2 separate regions of the Homo sapiens genome follow, and region 2 is linked to region 1. A link is a loop called in an ENCODE intact Hi-C map of the cell type or tissue named here. Cell type or tissue: endothelial cell of umbilical vein. All regions are shown on one strand. Links, peaks and the distances in the headings refer to the core of each region. The heading gives the core; the rest is flanking DNA.

Evidence for each region. Hi-C counts contacts between places; a loop is a spot of excess contacts. Peaks named below come from ENCODE experiments on the same cell type or tissue, not always from the same donor. Only the 100,000 strongest peaks of a DNase experiment are listed, where the experiment ranks them.
Region 2: it touches region 1 in a loop (2.5-fold over the local background); 4 of 110 quality-filtered maps call a loop at or near these places.

The regions. Positions count from the first base shown.
Region 1 is chr1:184,548,087-184,558,502 of GRCh38, reverse strand. All of the region lies in intron 3 of C1orf21 (chromosome 1 open reading frame 21), which reads right to left. Among named protein-coding and RNA genes, the nearest start is that of C1orf21, 170 kb to the right of the region's middle. In endothelial cell of umbilical vein, for the core only: no CTCF peak of the experiment used is centred there; a DNase peak (open chromatin) is centred at 4,452.
Region 2 is chr1:184,294,092-184,305,380 of GRCh38, reverse strand. No RefSeq gene overlaps it. Among named protein-coding and RNA genes, the nearest start is that of C1orf21-DT, 87 kb to the left of the region's middle. In endothelial cell of umbilical vein, for the core only: no CTCF peak of the experiment used is centred there; DNase peaks (open chromatin) are centred at 4,640, 5,790 and 7,960; H3K27ac peaks cover 335 bases.

The sequences.
Region 1 (10,416 bases), core at 2,151-7,150:
ATGCTTACAATCTAATGGTTTATGTACATTTTGACTTTGGAATTCCTGGCATATAAGATAGGTGTGCTTTAAAAAATCCTAGCAACTACTCTAGAAAATTTTTTTAAAACAGCACGATTTTTCACCTTGTCAAGATCAAATGTTCTGAAAGCATTAGCAGTCATTACACAAATCAGGGCCATAGAAATCATGAATAATTTACTGATGAACATTAAGATTTTATATTCTGTGACATACATGGTAGAAGCTTATTGGTGAGTTTTGAAGGAGATGTGAAGAGGCTGCTGGTAGGAAAGGGAAACAGAAAGCTAAGGTGACTTCTACTGTACTGGCTGCTAATGAATTAATAAGAAGTGGTGAGTAAGAGGAGACAGAAAATCAGCTGGAGAAACTGAGCCTGTAGAGAGCCACCCTTTGCTCTTACCATGTTGAAAACCAAAACGGTAAAGCAGGATATAAATGAGACTTTGCATACAGACATGTGCCTGAATTCATACAAAAGACAGGGGTTTATCACAATGAAACCTGTTAAGGGCAACTGCATATGCCAGTCAAGTTCCACAGGAATTCCCCACTTCACATCTGCAGAGCTGTGCCCAAATCACAGTGATTTTATCTAGAATGAATGGCTCCATCAGCTACATTATCTGGTTGTACTGCCAACGAGTTGTTGGTGGTATTTTATGTTAAAACAAAATAACTGAAAATAACTAATATATAACCAAAGGTCATCAAAGTCAATCTAAGTACTTCCTAAATGGAAACTGAAACTTGAAGGGAATGAGGTTTTAAATTGAGCTTCTCACACAATTAGCAATTGCAAAAATATGGAACCAGCCCAAATGCCCATCAATCAACAAGTGGATAAAGAAAATGTGGTATGTATATACCATGGAATACTATTCAGCCATAAAAAGGAATGAAATAATGGCATTCACATCAACCTGGATGGAACTGGAGACCATTATTCTAAGTGAAGTAACTCAAGAATACAAAACCAAACATTGTACGTTCTCACTCATAAGTGGGAGCTAAGCTATGAGGATGCAAAGGCATGGGAATGATACAATGGACTTTGGGGATTCAGAGGAAAGGGTGGGAGTGGGGCGAGGAATAAAAGACTACACAATGGGTACAGTGTACACTGCTCGGGTGATGGGTGCACCAAAATCTCAGAAATCACCACTAAAGAACTTATCCATGTAAGTTAACACCACCTGTTCCCACAAAACCTATTGAATTAAAAAAAAGAAAAAAACACACATACACACAAATTGAGCTTCTCAGGCTAACTAAACACTACAAGAACAATAATGGCACAGTTCATGACCCCCACATTGACATTAATGAGCGTCAGGAGGCTAAGACATATACGTGGAAAATTCCATCTGATAGTGCAAAGGTGGGAGCAGAGAGCAGCTCACACACATGCAAACGAATCAGCAATAATTCACGAGTTGACAGAATGTTTGTCAATGAGGAGAAACTACATATTGTTTGGAGCAAGATAAAAATGAATATAAAAAAATACCAGCCATTTTGGGAACAGAGTGGGAGGGGAAATGACATAAAGGTTAGTTAAGTCTTGTGATGCTCAGGCCGCTTTTATCAGAGTGATTCAGTTGGACAAAAAATAGAAAAGGGTTTTCTAAGCCAAGACAGTCTTCCATTCATCTTTTCCCTTCTAAAATTATAGTCACCCTCCTTAACAATAAGGATCAGATTTTCAAAAAGTGAGTGTGGCTCATGTGTTTTTCCCTAGGCTTGGTCATATGATACAGATATCACCTTTCCACTCTTTAGAAGTCTGATTCTGTTTCCCCTTCCTTCATTCTTCCTCAACATGTGGAATAGTTCCAAAATAAAACATAATAGCTTTAAGATTTTCTATTTAAAATCATTATTTGACCACATAAATCTGAAAAAATAATGGGCAGTGGTCACAATGGTGGCCAAGACGGTGGAGGGTTCCTTCCTTCCTGTTTTGTGTTTAAATAATCAGGGGACTGTCCTCTGATTCCCATTCTTTGGCTTGGCCTGGCCTCTGGCAGAGGCTCCTGTTCTTCTCCTCTGCCTGGGTCCATGACAGACACAGCCTTCTGGAACAGAACTTCCTTCACCAGCAGAGGCTCTCTGATTCTTTTTGCTCTGGAAGCAAGAATGGGTTTTTGGATATGCTTTGATAATATGCAAGGAGTATACCTGGTATGAAAGCCTGTCAGCAGGCACTGCAGGTTCCTTTTCTAAAACTGGGAGCCTGACTCACATCCTCTGCTACTGACCCACCCCACAGTGTTATCCAACAAGTACCTGCATCAGCTTATTTGGCCAAGAAGCCAAATAAAACCCCATGAGAATCCATACTGTGGTGAACACTGTGGATGCCTCTCAGTGTGTGTATGTGTGTGTGTTGTGTGTGTGTTTGGGGTTGGGGGGGTGGTGAGGGAGAGGAGAGAGCAATTACCTATTAGGACATTTCTTACAGATCGTTCTAGAGTACAGTTCAGGACAAAGAAGAAGGGAAATGGTAAAGCTTTATCTCCCTCTAGCAGGAGTCCCAGCCTGTGGCTACAGTGAGATCTCCTCAGGGATCCCTTTTGTCCAGATGGCCTGGAGGGCCAGTGGGCGGATCCTCGCAGAGGTAATTGGCATAAGGCACCATATTGTGCCAGGGAAATTATTTTTCCTGCCAGAAGCTTGTTTAGCTAAGTCAGAAGAATGCCTCTGTGTTGGAGGGGAGCCTTCCTCACTCGGAACTTCTGATTTAGTTACGCCTCCCACCCCACCTCCAGTCCTCCTCCCCCAACTCCTTGCCCCGCTCCTGAGAGTAAAGCCAGAAAGTGAGTTTCACCAAAAGAAAAAAAATGGGGGCACAAGGCTGCTCTGGCCCAAGGGTCTGGGTAAAGAAGGTAACAGGTGTTTGTGCATATGTGTGTGACAGTGTGTGTGTGTGTATGTATGTGTGAGGGTGTGTGGGGGTGTGTGTGCTATTCCCACATCACAGCACAGTTTTACAGAAGAGTGGACTTTGGAGAAGATCCTTCCATGACAGAAGCAGCAGCATCTGGCTGTGAACATACATCAGTGACCTTAGCTTGGGATCTGAGGGGCTGCCTCAGTGTAGACATTGGCAGCAGCTCACAGGGGCCTCTGCCTACCACCAATGGTTTCTTGGGTGTCAGAGGTCTGGCAGAAGATGCCAGTCCCTGAGATTTCCCAGGAATAACTTAGGGACCTCAAAATGGAGGGGAGATGTCTGGTTCCACGCAGCTGATAAGAGGCAGAAAACTGATTTATTTGTTTATTCATTCATTCCATACAAATGAAAATGAGGGCTAGTTATAGGCTAGATATTGTTCTAGGTGCTGAGCAGGAAAAATGGCAAAAACTTATGCCCTGACAGAGCTGCCACTCCAGTGAAGGCAAAGGGAAATGGGAAATGAGCAAAAACTAACTAGTATCAAGTCAGGTGGTGAGAAGTATGAGGAGGAAATTACAACAGAATAATAGAGACTGGGGGCTGATAGAGGCTACTCTAGCCAGCTGGATAAAGGGCTGTCTCTGGAATCAGAGAAATGTGTATATTCTTGTTACACACATGTGCATGCACTTTTGAACTATAAACAATAGAAAGCTTAAATTTTTACTTCTATTTTCAAGAATCTTCCAACCATCAAATTAAAAGAACCCTATCATATACCAATAAGTTGTAAGAAATTTTTAAGAGACTGTCCCTAATTTTTATTTACTTAGATTTTATTCTGTAAATTAGAAAACAAAGGATAGGTCATAAAGTTTACAAACATTTGTTATACAGATTTCCTTGAATTGGTGTTTGTTTTATTCACTGAATGAATGAATGAGGCACTATAAGCCAGTTAAGAGATGGGGTTAAAACCATCACTTATTTTTTTAAAGGCACTAAACTACGTCAATTTTATTGTTTGGCTATACAAACATTTATTTGCTACTGAAAACTGAAATAACACAGCAAAATTTCCTTTTATTGTAATTCAAATTTTTGGAAACCAAAATATCCAATTAATTACTATGCTCTAGCCAAACCACCCAATAGTTTCTTTACCTTCTTTCTCCATACCTTACTCTGCTTCAAATTCTTGACATTGGGTTTCATCTCACTGATTTGAGGATTCTAAAACACAGGGGAATGCCTGAGACCTACTGGTGCTTCCTTGGGTTATATCAAAAAGTAGAACTGAAGTATTATTGAAGTCACTCAAATACATTCAAACTATATAGATCCCTTACAAATTACTGGTATCAAGGTAGGAAGGAAAAGATACAAGAAGAAAAAGACATCACAGAACTCATTACAGGTTATCAAAATTATTGGTATACAGTCTGTCTCAGAATAAAGTAGCCTTCTCAACCTGCTGCATAAAATTACAAGCAAGAAAGGAAGTATAGGAATAAGGTTTATGACTGAACTGGCTCTGTGCCATAATTCTCCATTGTGGCATTGTCAGAAGGATCCCATTAATGCAGAAACTGCTGGAATGGTTCACGTTTTGATTTATTCTTAACTCCCTTAAGCCTAGTGTCTGTTACTTCTCTTTCAAGCCGAGAAAATCAGTTGAGCAAGATGTAACTGAGTTTTACCATCTTTTCTTTCTGAACAAATAACAACAATGACCTTGTTCCTCTCCTCCTGTGTGGCATGCCATCTCTGATGTCCTGGAAGATCTTTTCTCTTCTACTCTGCCATTGGGGTAGACCTTCTGGTAGAGGGGAAAGGGACCAGGGTTGAGAGTCAAGTTATGCTTTGTGATGAGTCCATTGGTAATCTAGCTACAGCTCTAAGCTGCTCCTGGATCTTTGGGTCTCAGCAGAACATGATGCTGACTCACAAATTGCTACAAGGTAGCCTGGAAAAAAGTCTATAGCCCAGAAGGAGCCTGAAAACCTGAACTCCAACAAACGGTGCCCAAAGAGCCAACCATTCACTCATTAACTTGACTTCTAAGCCTATTTCTGTAAAACGGGAATAAGAACCTTAACCATCAGATTGTAAAGACAAGGTAAGATAGTCCATTCAGTGTTTACGGCACAGAACCAGGAAAAACAGTAAGCAGGCACTCACTTTTGTAGGTTAAAAAGAAAAATAGAATGAAACTTATGTGTGAGTTCTAAATTAGTTTAAAAATCATTTAAAGACAACCTATGAAATAACTTCTTTGCCTAGGATTATTAATGGAAATCCAGCAGATATTCTCAAGAAAAAAATGGAATTAGTTTCTCCCCCCCTTGGACTTACGAATAAACAGTGTTAGAACTAAATGGTTTTTTTCCTATTCTAAAATCAAAAAAAATACACCATCCCTCATCCTCGTGTCTGTGACAAGTCGTACCCAGATTGTATTAAGAATTGAAAAACCATCCTCATTAGACTTGAGGGCCCTGTAGACATGCACAGCAGACATTTATTGAGCACCTATTATGACCACCAGGAGTAGACCAAGAGCTTTAGATGGATTCTCTGAGTCCTTCTTAACCAATATGCCAGAATTCATGGAAATAACTTCATTGTTGAGCAGACATGTCTCTTCTCTAGGCCAAATGACAAAAATGTACATTTTGCTTGGTATAAATACCAAATATGTTGTTGCTGTTGTTTTTCTTATAACCAAAGCAATATTTCATTGTAGAAAATAAATCATCTGTTATCCTACCAATTGAGTGCCATTAAAATTTGGAATGTTTCCTATGTCATTTTTTTCTCTCTCTGCTGTTTATCTACAAAATTGGAATTATGTAATCATTCTTTGAGCAAATGCTTTTTTGGTGGTTTATACTATCTCATTATATGGATAAGCCATTAATTACTCATCCGGGTAATACTGGGAAATTTGGTTATTCCCTTTTTTTCACCATGACAAATAAAGCTGTAGTAACCATCTTTGTACATCTCTTTGATTTCCCTCTTCCTAGGAAAATAATTATTAATTTGAACATGACCATCTTTTGGGCTTGCAATATCTTCATCCAGAAAGGTTGTGGCTATTTACACTCTCAGCAGCAGTATATGAATATGAGTGCCTGACTCCTCTACTTTTGTCAGAAATGACAGTGTGATTTTAAAAACACACAAAAAAGTTTACAAAAAAGTTGCCAATTTCTTAGGAAAAAAAGTATCTGATTGTTTTCTTAAATCTGCATTTTTAAACTATATACTATAAGGTTATTCTTCTACCTTCCTTCCATACAGGCTATTTTCTTTGTTCTGCAAATTATCTATTCCTATCCTTTGCCCATTTAAAAATCTGTGTTAGGGATATCCTTCTTGTCTGACAAAAACACTTTCTATGTTAAAAGTATTAATTTTTTTTCCTGTAATATTTGTTGCAGTTACTATGGTATTGCAACAGTATTCCTGGGCAGTATTTATCTTTTAAATGTTTACTGTACTATTTCATGTAAAAAGTTTCAAATTTGTGTATGCAAATGAATCATCCATAGCCTGCCCAAAGCCCTCTTGTTTTCTTTTTGTTTTAAAAAAACGTTAATTCTATCACCTCAAGGTTCCTTTTTTTTTTTTTTTAAGACAGGGTCTCTTTCTGTCACCCAGGCTCAATTACAGTGGTGTAGCCATAGCCAGGTCTACAGGCACATGCCACCACACCCGGCTAATTTTATTTTTTGTAGAGATGTGGTCTTACCACATTGTCCAGGCTGGTCTCAAACTCCTAGCCTCGAGTGATGCTCCCACCTCAGCCTCCAAAAGTGCTGGGATTATAGGCATGAGCCACTGCACCCTGGACCCCCAAAGCCCCTTTCTGTCCAATTCATTTCTGCCCAGATGAGGCGATGGATCCACCCTCTTGCCAAACACGGTAGATTGGCACGGGGAGGGGCAGCTAACCAGAAAGATGCAGACACAGCTGATGTAACAAAACTATATTAATGATGAGCCCAGTGAGGGAAGATCCTCAGATTCAGTGCCCAGATCCTGGTCCTTCCAGAATCTAGCCTTGCTTCTCTATCTCAGCCTTGAGAAGGTCCAGCCCAATGACAGTCCCTGCCCTGAGGTTAATCCAAGATCACTTTACAGTAAACTCTCCATTTACTTGTGGTAATTTGAGTTGGTTTTGTTCCTCACACTCAAATTTATCTTCACTAAAACATGACAAAGAATTCTTTCCCTTGTGGTTTCTTCCACTGCTTTTATATTTAAAAATACTTCCCCATCCCATTATTAGTTAGGTAGTCATTTTTTTCTCCTGGATTTTTTAAAAACATGATTTAAAAAAAATACACACATAGTTCTCTAAATAATTCGCCTGGAGTTTATTTTGGTGTAGTTTGCTGAATAATCTACCTCTTCTCCATGGGATTGCTGTATTCCAGGGATCATATATGTCTGTATGCTGTCTGTCTGTGCATTTCAAGGGCTATTTATTCTGTTCTATGTGATTCCTATGCTGGCACTAAACTGTTTTTAGCTTTACTATATATTTTACATTTGAAATAGCAAGTTTCTCTTCGTTGCTCTTTTAAAATGTTTCCTAGCTATCCTCTCTAAAACCATTTTGTTATCAAAAAATTCTTTTTTATTTCATCATGTCACTGACTGAACTATCTCAACCTCTAGACAGCCAGTTATGGCTTAACCAAGTCCAGGAAATCCATCTTTACAAAACCAGAAGACAGCCTGGTGCGGCAACTCATGCCTGTAATCCCAGCATTTTGGGAGGCTGAGGCTGAAGGATCACTTGAGCCCAGGAGTTTGAGACCAGCCTGGGAAACACAGTGAAGCCCCATCTCCACAAAAAATATGGAAAAATTAGCCAGGCTAGGTGGCATGCACCTGAAGTCCCAGCTACTCAGGAGGCTGAGGTTGGAGGATCGTTTGAGCCCAGGAGGTCAAGGCTGCAGTGAGCCAGGATTGCACCACTGCACTCCAGCCTGGGTGACAGAATGAGATCCTGTCTCAAAAAACAAACAAACAAACAAACAAAGAAACAAACAAAACATAAAATCTCCACAACTTGAAGAGATGAAATCACTTCACGACAGCCAGGTCTACTGCTGTAACTCCTGTCTTGCAGCCCTGCCAGATAAAATTAAGAAGGCAGCAAAGAGAAATTTAGCAAATGTGTTCTAAATAGTATTATAATTTGCCTCTTTTTTTCTTGTATTGGGTGAAGAAAACTGAGCAGTCCATGAAATTAAAACAAATTAATTTACTTTCCTAAAAGGTTTTCAAAAATAGACAATAACAACCTTTACAATCTCATCTAGCACTACATGCGTTCCTTGATATTAAATCTTTTTTATTCTTAAACACTTATACTATTTGTTTTTACAAAACAAGATTCAATAGTCACTGGGACTTTAAGGAAAAATATCTATAACAACCCCAACCAACTACTACATTTTGTCACATCATGACTTAAACCAGCTTACCTTAAACATGCTGAGAACACTGACAACAGCCTACAGTTGGGCCAAATCAGGTAACGCAAAGCCTATTTTAAAATTAAGTGCTGATATCTCAGGTAATTTATTGAATATTGTGCTGAATGTGAAAAACAGAATGATTCCACACCACTGTAAAGTTGAAAAATCATAAATCAAACCATTGTATGCCAGACAGTCTGTGTATGATTGGATATTTTCAGTGAAATATAAAAACATTTATACATTATCTAAATCTAGTATTTATGTATATTATTTGTATACATAAAAATAAATAGGAAGATTACTCATATTGGGACTGTAGTGATGAATTTTTCATTAAAAGGAAAAGTGATAGACTAGAGAAAAAACACCTGGAATGTTCCAGAACTGCCTGGTTGGCAGTCCCTTCCTTCCCTGCTGCTCCACTCCTGAATTTTTACACATCACAAAAACAATCAAACAAAAAGAAAAAAAAAACTCAAAAGATGTTATATCATAGGGAAAAGTATGAGTAAGGAATACAATGTTATCTCCTTACCAGAAAACTAGAGACTACAAAATATTTTAAAATGCAACAACTAAAAAGGTAAAAATGTTAGTGTATGTAACTTTATATATTTAATACATATATTTAAATATAAATTTAGTATATTTTACAACACTGCTGTTGACTGAGAAGACAAATGCAAATAAACAGATTTGAAGATTTCGGGTGATTTCTTAATGATTCTACTTCATTAATTTAAAAGCAAAGTACTTTAAAGAAGGCGTCACACTTTTTAATGTAACCAGAGGAAGAAGAAGTCATCCCTTGACTGAGATTCTCACCCACTTCACCAAAATCATCACTCATCTTAAACCATTTTGCAGATGACAAAACTGAGTCTCAGATGTTGCTATTCTAAAGTTCCACGGCTAGGAGACTGAGCAGGACTTGAGCCCACCACCCCAGGAGTTCTTTAGCTTTTTTGTGCCATGTACTCCTCTGACAGTCTGGTAAAACCTATATACCTCTTCTCAGAATAGTATTTTTAAATTCCTAAAACAAATACATAGCACTAGAAAGGACAAAAATTATAAAGAAATAATAATTATCAAAATATTTTTAGGAAAAAATTGTGATAGAGTAATATATGTTCTTTATTAATGTATTAAATAAGAAGATATACTAGTGGGTCTGATAACTATGGTAATTTTAAAGGAGTCATGAGCATTAATATTTCAACAACTTTAACGTGGTATGAAAACAACCGTGACTTTTACTGTTGAAAAGTCACAGGTACTGCTATTACTACTGGCTTGTTGCCTACATTCACAATTAGGGTGTCATTTGCTGAATACTTTAGTTCCTTCTCCAAAGGAAAGTACCCTGCAAATTTGTCCAAATCAAAAGTCTAAAATTTCCATTAAAGGTTAGTGAAAATAAAGATGTAATTTTTTTTTCTCATGGAAGTTCACAGACTCCCTGAATTCTGTCTACAGACCTCTTGGGAACTGCCCATTCTGGCTAAGTGCTTAGTGTAGAGTCCAGGTAGACTTCTCTAAGGAGTCTGCAATGGGGAGAATGGCGTGAACCCGGGAGGCGGAGCTTGTAGTGAGTGGAGATCGCGCCGCTGCACTCCAGCCTGGGCGACAGAGGGAGACTCCGTCTCAACAAAAAAAAAAAAAAAAAAAAGAGTCTGCAATGGGTATAAAATGAATGAATAAATGCAAGTTCCCACTGAAACACTGAGGTGGGTCAGGCACCACTGCCAGATGGTTCACTTCCTCTTTCAGGGCCAATTTAACCAGCCCATGCTCCCTAACTACAGTGTGAGTGAGTGTGTGAGTGTGTGTGTGTGTGTGTGTGTGTGTGTGTGTGTGTGTGTGTTGGGGATTTGAGATATGGATTACTATACTTCCTAGAGGCACCTTCATTTACCTGCCTAACCAGTATCTTGTATCACCTGATTATCATTTTCTAAGATCACACAGCCTAGGGTACCAGAAGGTATAACA
Region 2 (11,289 bases), core at 3,375-8,374, 250 kb after region 1:
AACTAAAACATTGATGAAAGAAATTGAAGATGACACACACAAAAAGGAGAGAGATCCCATGTTCATGTACTGGAAGAATCAATACTGTTAAAATGTCCATACCATCCAAAGCAATCCCACAGATTCAATGAAATTCCTATCAAAATACCAATGACATTCTTCACAAAAATAGAAAAAAATATCCTAATATTTATATGAAACCACAAAAGACCCAGAATAGCCAAAGCTATTCTAAGTAAAAAGAACAAATCTGGAGGAATCACATAACTTCGAATCATATCACAGAGCCTTAGTAACCACAACAGCATGGTACTGGCATAAGAACAGTCACAAAGACCAATGGAACACAATAGAATACCCAGAAATAAATTCACATACCTACAGTAAACTCATTTTTGACATAGGTGTCAAGAACATACACTGGGAAAAAGACAGTCTCTTCAATAAATGGTGTTGGGAAAACTGGATCTCCATATACAAATGAATGAAACTAGACCCCTATCTCTAACCATACACAAAAATAAAACCAAAATGGATTAAAGACCTAAATCTAAGACCTAAAATGATGCGACAACTAAAAGAAAACACGAGGGAAACTCTCTAGGATGTTGGACTGGGCAAAGTTTTCTTAAATAATACCCACAGGCACAGGTGACCAAAGCAAACATGGATGAATAGGATCACATCAAGTTAAAAACCTTCTGCACAGCAAAGCAAGTAATCAACAAAGTGAAGAGACAATGCACAGAATGGGAGAAAATATTTGCAAACTCTCTGACAAGGGATTAATAACCAGAATATAAAAAGAGCTCAAGCAACTCTATAAAAAAATCTAATAATCCAATCAAAAATGGGCAAAAGATTTGAAAAGACATTTCTCAAAAGAAGACACACAAATGACAACAGGCATATCAAAACGTGCTCAACATCACTGATTATCAGAGAAATGCAAATGAAAAACTACAATAAGATTTATCTCACCCCAGTTAAAATGGCTTATATTTCAAAAGACAGGCAATAACAAAGGCTGGCGAGGATGTGGAGAAAAGAGAACCCCCAAACACGTTAGTGGAAATGTAAATTAGTACAACAACCATGGAGAACAGTTTAGAGTTTCCTTAAAAAACTGAAAATTGAGCTACCAGTGGAATCCAGCAATCCCACTGCTGGGTATATACTCAAAAGAAAGGAAATCAGTATATTGAAAAGATGTCTACACTCCTATGTTTGTTGCAGCACTATATACAATAGCTAAGATTTGGGAGCAACCTAAGTGTCCATCAACAGATCAATGGATAAAGAAAATGTGGTACATATACACAATGGAGTACCATTCAGCCATAAAAAGAATGAGATCCTGTCATTTGCAACAACATGGATGGAACTAAAGATCATTAAGATCATTATGTTAAGTGAAATAAGCCAGGTACAGAAAGAGAGACATCACATGTTCTCACTAATTTGTGGGATCTAAAAATGAAAACAATTGAAGTTATGGACATAGAAAGCAGAAGAATGGTTACTAGAAGCTGGGAAGGATGGTGGGAGGGGAGGGAAGAGATGTGGATGGTTAATGGGTACAAAAAATATAGTTAGAAAGAATGAATAAGACCTACTATTTGATAGCATGATAGGGTGCCTATAGTCAATAATAACCTAACTGTATAATTTAAAATAACTTAAAGAGTGTAATTGGATTCTTTGTAAATCAAAGGATAAATGCTTAAGGGGATGGCTACCCCATTCTCTTTGGTGTGCTTATTTCACATTGCATGCCTGTTTCAAAACATCTCATGTACCCTGTAAATATATACACCTACTATGTAGGTACAAAAATAATAAATAATAATAATAAAATAAAAGTATCAAATGAAACTTCTAGAACCAAAGAATGAGACAACTGAAATTAGGACCAAACCGCTTATTAGACATAACAAAAAAGGGGATTTGTGAACTAGAAAATACTTCAGTTAAAATATTAAAATTGAACTTCATTGAGCAAAAAGACCAAAAAATGCAAAAATAGCATCATGAGGGCTATACAGAACACAGAGAAAAAGTCTAACATACATATAATTGGAGGTACAGAGATAAGGAGAGAGATAATAATGCAGAAGCAATATTTGAAGATACAATGGCTGCGATTTTTTCAAAACTGATGGAAGATATCAGAGAAGTACCACAAACCCCAAGTGCGACAAATACAAGGGAAATCACAATTAGGTTCATGATTATAAAATTTCTGCAAACTATAATCTTAAAAGCATCTAAGGAAAAAGACACATTATCCTTAAAGGAACATCAATAAGACTGACAGCTACTTTTTCCAAAGAGAAATAGAAGCCAGAAGGCAATGCAATGACATCTTTAAAGTGGCAAAAGAAAACATGAAAAACAAAAATTCCAACCTAGAGTTGTTTATTCAGGGAAAACATCACTGATGTGAAAATGAAATATGTATCTTTAGCGATAAGCCAAAACAGAATTCATCACCAGGGGACCCACAATAAAGTAAATGCTTAAAGGAATTCTTTGGACAGAAGGAAAGTTATCCTAGCAATCCAAGAGGGAATGAAGAGCAATAGAGAAAGCAAATGGTAAATCTAATGCATAGTTACTGCCTTATGGGGCTTAAAATATAGAGATAATTTAGATTCATGAAAATCATAACACCAAATTAAGAGGGGAAGTGTAATTGGAATTAGTGTCATATTGTCTATTATAGGAAACAACGAAAATCCTATTGAATTTGTCAAGCCAACCCTCGGGGTTCTTGTGAAGGCATCTGGGCAGAACTCAGCCAAAGTGAAATTAGTTAAAAAGAGGTTAGAACAAACTGAAACTGAAGGTAAAAACTTGAATTCAGCCACGGCAGATCAAGTGAATTTGACCATAAGACCAAAATCCTAAACAGGACAAAGGTATCAATGTCCTGGTTACTTGAAGAGCTTTTAGTTAAGAGGCAGAATGTAGCACCAAAACTGGATTGAAAATAGAAAAAACAAGATATATTTTCCTCTTATCCTTAGCAATATAAACACATATTAACCACAAAGTTGGCCATGAATTGAGAAGTCTGTGGAATTTTAGGTCCAAGGAAGTTAACTTATCATTTATTAGGTACTTGCTAATTGTGAAATATTGAACACCTCTTCTCCAAAAATTGGGCTACTGATATCTAATTCTCTCTTTTGGTATGTCTAATCTGCTACTAAAAATATTTATTAAATTTAAAATTTTTTGATTTTTCTATTTTCCCTTTGTAGATGTTCTATTAGTTCTTCAAAGAAAAATCTACCTGTGATTATGTTATGGTTTTCTGCTACTAAGCTGATCTTTATTTTTTTCCTTAAGAATCATAAACATTCTTGCTCTATAACTTGTATATGATAATTGTAGTAGCTGAAGTATTTGGAAATTTGTTTGAGTCTAATTGTGATTTCCTTTGTATTTATCCCATTTGGGGTTTGTAGTACTTCTCTGATATCTTTCATCAGTTTTGAAAAAATGGCAGCCATTATATCTTCAAATTTAGGTGACATCATGGTGTTTTGTTTACTTATGTACCTCTTTTATTAAAAAAATCTATTAATATATTATTGTTCCTTGTGTTTACAAAATCATTTATAGGGGTACTTAAGGCCCAGGATGAACTGAAGTTGCCTTCCTTCAGAAAGAATTTATATTTGCTTCTGAAAGATATCTGGAGGAACTACCACTTAAGCCAAATTCAAGGCTTGAGAGTCCTTGACCCACCAGAGAATGTGAAAGCCACCTGCTTATATGCAGGAAGGCTGTGTCACTTCTGATTCTTTTTCACTCCTGGGATTGGTCCTTTGAGGTTCAAGTTTATTGTATCGACAATTTCTTAGTAGACTTTCAGACTTATGTAGCCTTTGGCTTTAAATACTGAGCATCCCATGAAAACATCAAAAGGAAGTTCAGTTTTGCAGGATCAGCAAATATATCAGGGCAAAAGTTGTTTATGTGATTCCTTAATATTTTCCTCCCATTTAGGTCAGGTAATTCCTTTCTATCTTGTTAGCTCCTGGATGCTTTAAGGTAGATGCTTTTTGTATTATATTCAGCATTTCAGTAGGATAATGTACCTGCTATTCCCAGAAACTGGAAGTCTAGTATAAGGAATAATCTGCATTATGCTGACATTATCTCATGGAATTGGAAGTTCAAGTGGTTAATATGTTCCTTGTAAGCTGAAAATAGCTGCAAAATTGTCACTTACTGTTAAAAAGTAGGAGAAATAAACCAAATTTTTCCATGCTGGCTCTCATGTGGGGATGTGCCATCTCCCCAAAATGACTCTGATGTGGCAAGTTCCCACTCACTACTTAACCCAAGAAGAAAATTTATCAGGGCTTTACTACAAAGCAGAGATCAACAAATTGTGAGTCAAATCTAATCTGCAACTTGTTTTTATAAATACAGTTTTGCTGGAACACAGACACACCATTTCTTCATGCGTTGTCTATGACTGCTTTTGTGTTACAAGGACTGAATTGAATATCAGCAACAGAGGCTGTATGGCTCACAAAACCTACAATATTTACACTCTGGCCTTTTACAGAAAAAGTTTGCCAATCCCTGCTAAAAAGTATTATTCCTCAGATGTCCTGCTTGATCAGTTTAAGTTCTGGGAGCAAGTCAACGCTAGCAAATTATTTTCTGCATTATTTTCATGCAGTTTTAAATACTGGGAGCATGAACTCAGTATGATAGACTCTTGAGTCACACTGAGAAATTTAAACAGGAAATAGCACTAAAGAGCAAAATAAGGCCGGGTGCAGCGGCTCACATCTGTAATCCCAGAACTCTGGGAGGCCGAGGCAGGTGGATCACCTGAGGTCAGGAGTTCAAGACCAGCTGGGCCAACAAGGTGAAACCCCTCTACTAAAAATACAAAAATCAGCTGGGCATGGTGGTGCATGCCTGTAAACCCAGCTACTTGGGAGGCTGAGGCAGGAGAATTGCTTGAACCCGGGAGGCCAAGATCATGCCACTGCACTCCAGCCTGGGCAACTGAACAACACTCCACCAAAAAAATAAAAAAGCAAAATATGAATATCTTCAGACAGTAACACGGTAATGTAATGTAATTATTACTCTTAAACAGCTCGAAACAATTTTCTTTTCTTGCACACATATAAGTTCACTTAGCTGCAACTTTTTTTTTAAAGAGTGCATTTTCCTCTTCATTTGTAAAGTCAAGCTTTTCATTTTTTCATTAACCAGTACTTCTCTGGGCTATGTAATATAGAGAAGGCTTAGAGGAAATGAAATTTACAAGCAGCAAGGAACGACAAATTCAGGCACAGATCACTGGTGATGGAGGGACTTTAGCAGATGCTCAGCTCTCTTCCTCTACACTGGGCTGGCAGAGTTTGTGGGGCAGGGTGAGCCAGCAGGGCGGTTATGCCAAAGAGCAGGATAACTTTCTGAGGCAATTCCTGCTTCTCAGGAGTAATCATATAAACTTTAGCAGAAAAATCAAAGAAACTGGAAAAGGAAGTGATGTGCAGGATCCAGTACTGTGCTGCTTTTCTCCTCAGTACCAGTGCTATTGAACAGATCCTGTTTCTGTCTATGATATCAATGAGGCTATGGCTCCAGCTCCCAACTGTGCACCTGTTTTACGTATGTAGACAGGTGGTGATGCCATTTACTCTACCATTGTTAAGACCGCATCAGTGTTTCTATGTGGAATATTGGCTTAGTGAATGCCACTTAGTCAACAGGATGGCTGGGTTGATGTGCATTTTTCTGAGATGAACCAGGAGCCATGAAAAATGCACTAACCCCATAGTGAAAGTGTCTGTGCTACTAGATAAAAACAAGGAAGAAAATACTTTCCCCTGACTCAGAGCCCTGTTGGACAAATGCCTTCCAAGATGTGAAAGAGACTGTAAAATAGTCCTGGGTCCAGGAATGAAGAGTAAAGAAATAATACTATCATTTCTTTGTAGAGAATCAGCTGCTTTACACATATGCCATTTTGTTTATTAATCCATCTGAAAATTCCCTGGGGATTTTGAGCTGGCTCTTTGCCTGCAGATGAGTCTGTAACTCTGTGACAATTAACTGTAATGACTTCGAGACAGACTCTTCTCAATCACCGCCCAGTACTGGGCTGCCAAAAGCCATCTGCACCTGGGTGGCTGAGTAACAGCACCCCCATTTAATTTGGCTTTTCATGTGGAATCTACTGTCCTCTGTCTTAGCCGGAGAGCCAAGACGACTCTAAATTCCCTTCTGTGATGTGGAGTGGTAGGAAAGGAAGGGGGAGTATGTGGGAAAATCTGAGGGGCTCCCTTCTTTAAGACCAAGACACAAAAAGCCCCTCTATTCCTGACCACCTGGGCTCACCAGGCTCATTATGTGAAAGCTTAAGGGTTGACCAGGCAGTCAGAGGAATGCAGAGCATCAGAGAAGAGAGTTCCTATGTGGCCAGTTCCTGGTGCCCCCAGAGAGAGAGGCAGGAGACCTCTGGTAATTTTCCAGGCATTCAGCATGCACTGCAGTGCCCTTCACACAAGCACAGTGGCCAGGGAGCCAGATGGGCTCTATTTCAGGCAAAGTCAGAAAAGGGACCAGAGTCTGGACTCACTTAGCTCCATAGTCTTGCTGCTGGCCCTCTGTCTTTTGACACTGGATTTACCTTTCATTAGTCCCCAAAGGGAGGGCACATCCCAGCTGGGGCCTCTGGAAGCTGTGGACTTGCTGATTTGCACCCTTCTTGTGCATATTTTTATGTGGGCTGGGAACACAGATGGCTCCATCCAAGTTGCTGAAAACCCAGCTGGTTATTGCTGCACTAGAACGACCTGAGTTTGGGGATCTGAGTTTTCCCTGCCAGAGCCTTGGGCAAGTTGGGAAACATATTTGTCTTTGAATTAGAGCACAGGCGGATGAGGTCCAAGATGCTGCATCCCCACCGTGTCCTGTGTGCTGTGGGAAATAAAAGAAAAGCAACATTAAGCACAGCACATTACACACAGCACCCCTGCTCCCTTACATCCTTTTTTTTTTTTTTGAATTAGGCAGGTTAAAAATTGATTATGAAACAATATTATCATCTTCCTTTTTCTCCCACTTTTAAAACCAAACTTGTTCTATCCAATTCTAAGTAATGCTGAAATAGACTTTCATAAACTAAATTCACAAATCATATCAATCCAACATTTATTGGGCACCTACTTTATCCCAGGAATTATGCTAGGTACTGGAAATTTTAAAAATGAGTAACACATGGTCTCTATGATCTCATAGTCTAACTAGGAGAGATATGTGTAAAAGAAGATAGGCGTGAAAAAATATGTAAATGTTGTAATAAAGGTAGATATAAGAGTGGTTGGGAATATGAAGAGGGATATTTCTTTTGGGGGAACAGCAAGACCCAGACCTAGAGTAGCAATACTTAAGGGAAAATAAGACTTCATCTGGGGCATGAGGTGGGAGGGAGGGAAACTACCTCCGTGAAATACGGAGGCCTGCGTAGGACACTGATGGCTGCTCTACTGTGTCTAGTCTCACCAGCCCTTCCTTCTTAACTCTGATTTATTCGGGGATCTACCTCTATTCACTTGATTCAGGGGAAGTTGACCCTATCCCCGGCTGAGGGGCAGATCCCAATTAGTCCAAGATAAACACGGCAGTCACATTCCTGTGATTGATGGATTTAGAAATGGGTACATGATCAAATGCTGGCCAATGAGACATGAAGTCTCTTGGTTATCCAGGAAAGCTTCCCCTCTAAGAAAACAACATGTGAAGAGATAGTTGCCTTTCTTCCCACAGATGTTATCCTGTTTACTGCAATTAAGGGGGGTTTTCAGCTGCAGAGAGACATAGTTTGACTGTAGGTTTAGGGTAGCCAGAGCAGGAGGCATCACTGGGAAGTAGCTGGAAGTATCTGGGGAAGGACCTTGAGTTCGTCAAAGTTTCCATCTCCCAAGGTAAGCAGATGGGGTTATTCCCACAGTCATGGCCATGGCACAGTGACAACAAAACTGAACATCTTGACTCAAGGTGACCTTGTGCTAGAAAACAGGGTAGCCAGGTGAGGTGATACAGCTCTTAAGGACAGGGGTGGCTCATTTTAGTAAAGATTCTGCTAAAACGACACCCTCTATGGAAACTCTGAAGCTGTGTACCAGTCTTTTCAATCATGTCCATATACCTGAGTTGTAATCACTCATGATTGAAGTAAAGTGTGTAAAGTGTTTAGCGCAGTATCACAAATGTGGTAAGTGCTCGGTACACGTCAGTACCAGCATTATCACACACAGCAAAAAATCATTTCTGGAAGCTAAAGATAGCAGACTAATCTATAAAAATAATCCCAGGGAGATTTCTCTCTCCTCTGCCAGTTGGGAAGTTGGTTTGCCTAGTTGTATTTTGATTTCATTCCTAACAATTACCTTAGTCATCTCATAAGTTTTTCCTTGCACCCTTGGGACCATCGGGCCCATGACTCCAGCACCGCTCTAGCTGCAGGCTGCAGTTGGTCTTACTGATCCGAATTCTCAAATTTAGGTTGCTGATCCCACAAGCGTGAACTTCTTGGCTCTGTGTCTGGGCTCTCTGCTTTCAGTTAGACAGGAAACCGGGGCTGGGCAAACCTCCAAGGTTTTAGATTGGCCTTCTGTTCAGATAAGCTGCTAAGGATGTTTCTACTTGGGAACAGTAACAGCTCAAGTTTTTTCCTGGGTTTTAACTTGTGCCTTTGTGACATACCAACAGATTTAGAACTGACGTTATGATTGGAGTGAAAATACCCACATGTGACTTGAGTTAAACAGACCTCCACTGATCAGAGCCACAAGGCCAACTAATCTCAGGGTGTTAAACGGAAATTCTCTGAGAGGCACCAAGCAATCTATGCTATGAGAGATAAGTCAGGGAAAAGAGGTCTTTAGCCCGTGTGCTTATTTTTAACTGAGTTCAGTTTCATGTTGGGATACAAAGCAGTTTCTTTAGGATCTTAGAGAACTAGCCCAGTAGGGTGGGAGTTCAAATCCCCGCTCCATTGCTTATTAGGTATGGCCAAGTTATTTCTCTGATCCTCAGTTTCTTTACCGAAACTGATGATAATAACTTTCTCATAGGATTAGTGTGAGGATCAAAGTAGACATGTGCCAGAGGACTGGAACATAATAAATGCTCAATAAATAGTGGGTACTATTTCTAAATCCCCCAGGAGAGGTGACTGCTATTGTGTAAATGTATTTTACAAGTTCAGAAAAAATTAGATTAAGAAAAATAATGAAAACTAGCATTAATCAAAAATTTACTATGTTCCAGGCACGCTTCCAAGTATTTACATGTGTAACTCATTGAATCCTCACAACACTCTTTATTATTATTATTATTATTAATTTTTTATTTTTTTTGTCTCGCTGTGTCACCCAGGCTGGAGTGCAGTGGTGTGATCTCAGCTCACTGCAACCTCCGCCTCCCAGGTTCAAGCTATTCTGCCTCAGTCTCCCTCCTGAGTAGCTGGGATTACAGGCATGTGCCACCCTGCCTGCCTAATTATTGTATTTTTAGTAGAGACAGGGTTTCACCATGTTGGCCAGGCTAGTCTGGAATTCCTGGCCTCAAGTGATCCACCCCCTCGGCCTCTCAAAGTGCTGGGATTACAGGCGTGAGCCACCATGCCTGGCCTATTATTCCTATCTTACAGACAAGGAAACTCAGGCACTAGGAGATTAAGTAGCCCCTCTAAAATGGTGAGCAAAATAGGCCCAAGCTATTAGTCCTTCTGATAGACCAGTTTGCTTGAGAGAACAAATTCTTTCAGACATTCTCATTATATTTGATTCTTTCTGGATCTTTCATATTGGCTACCCAGGCTTAAGAATTTCCCCATGTTCCCTAGAAGCACTATATTAGGGAGAAGATGGTTCAAGTACTGCTAAAACTAATACTGGAATTTTCCACCTCAGTTGGGAAGAATGAATATAGCCCTGGGAAAGGAAATTCTTATTTTACCTTTGCAATCAATTCAGCTGTATAAAAAACATAGTACAACAAACAAACCAACCTTCAAAAAATAGATAACTATGAACAAATCAACAAAGAATCTCTGGCTGCATCCAACTTTTGCCCCTTTTGGAAACAAACCATGGACCTTATCCAGACATGGAGATCTCTTCATTCAGGTTCAGCTTTATTTAAATAGGTGAGTTGAAGTATCTATGAAGATTTGTTCAGCAAACCATTAAGCATTTAATATGTGTACAACACTAACAGACTCAGTGGTTGTAAAGAAATAACATGTGTCTTAGGTCAGGTCTGAACCTGAGGGACTCTAAGATAAGGTGTTTCCAGCCAAGAATCTGAAATAGAAGATTCAAGATTGTTCATCTCTAAGAAGAACCACAAGCCCAGCCTTTGGGGGCTGGCACTCTCCAAAACATGCTCTTGACTGTGTCTTACCCATTCCTTCAGCTCTCTTTCTTGCCTCATTTGAGTTGTTTGATTTTGTTTTCATTTATCGATTATCTGATAAATGGCTCTCAAAATATAATTTATGGGACTCAGGTAAGACCAGTTCCTTAAAGTTTAAAGCATTCGTGCTTAAAATTGGACAGTAATAATATATTTTCTAGACATATAAATAACTGCTTATTTCATCCCATGCTTTCAAATCCCAGGCAATTTGCTTCTCTTACCATTATTACTCTACCTTTTCCCTCATTCCTCAATACCCTGCAATGTCTTCTCTCTCCTTGTCAAAATCCGGCATCTTCTATCAAGGCCCTGATGCCATGAGTCAATTCCGTGAACCGTAAGGCAAAATCAATTTCTAATCATTTTACCACTATTATATTACTGTATTCTCACCAGTTTAGGCAAGGTGTTGAAATGCTTTTGAGGGAGAGCAGTTGCAGAGCAGTGTCCTTTCCCCCTCAAATCTAAGGCTAGAAACCCAAGAACCACTAGTCTAATAAATACCCTCCATGTGCCAGGATTGCCATTAGTAACTGTAATCAAATGAACCTTTGCGAGATGCTACAGGGGAGCTGTGATGCAATTATCACTAACTGAATTGTTCCAGTTGATTCCTGGGCATTGCTGGCTTTGTTTATGGCTCAGATGAGTACATTTTAATGATCCAGAGAAAATGAGCATAAGCTGCCACTTCCAGTAAATACTAATTATGAATAAATAAATGCAAATGGAATTGTTGGTGACAATTAATTCCTTTTGATTTTAGTCTCCCTGATTTACTTTTACATTAGTGGGCACTCTTGCTAAAAGTGGAAAGAA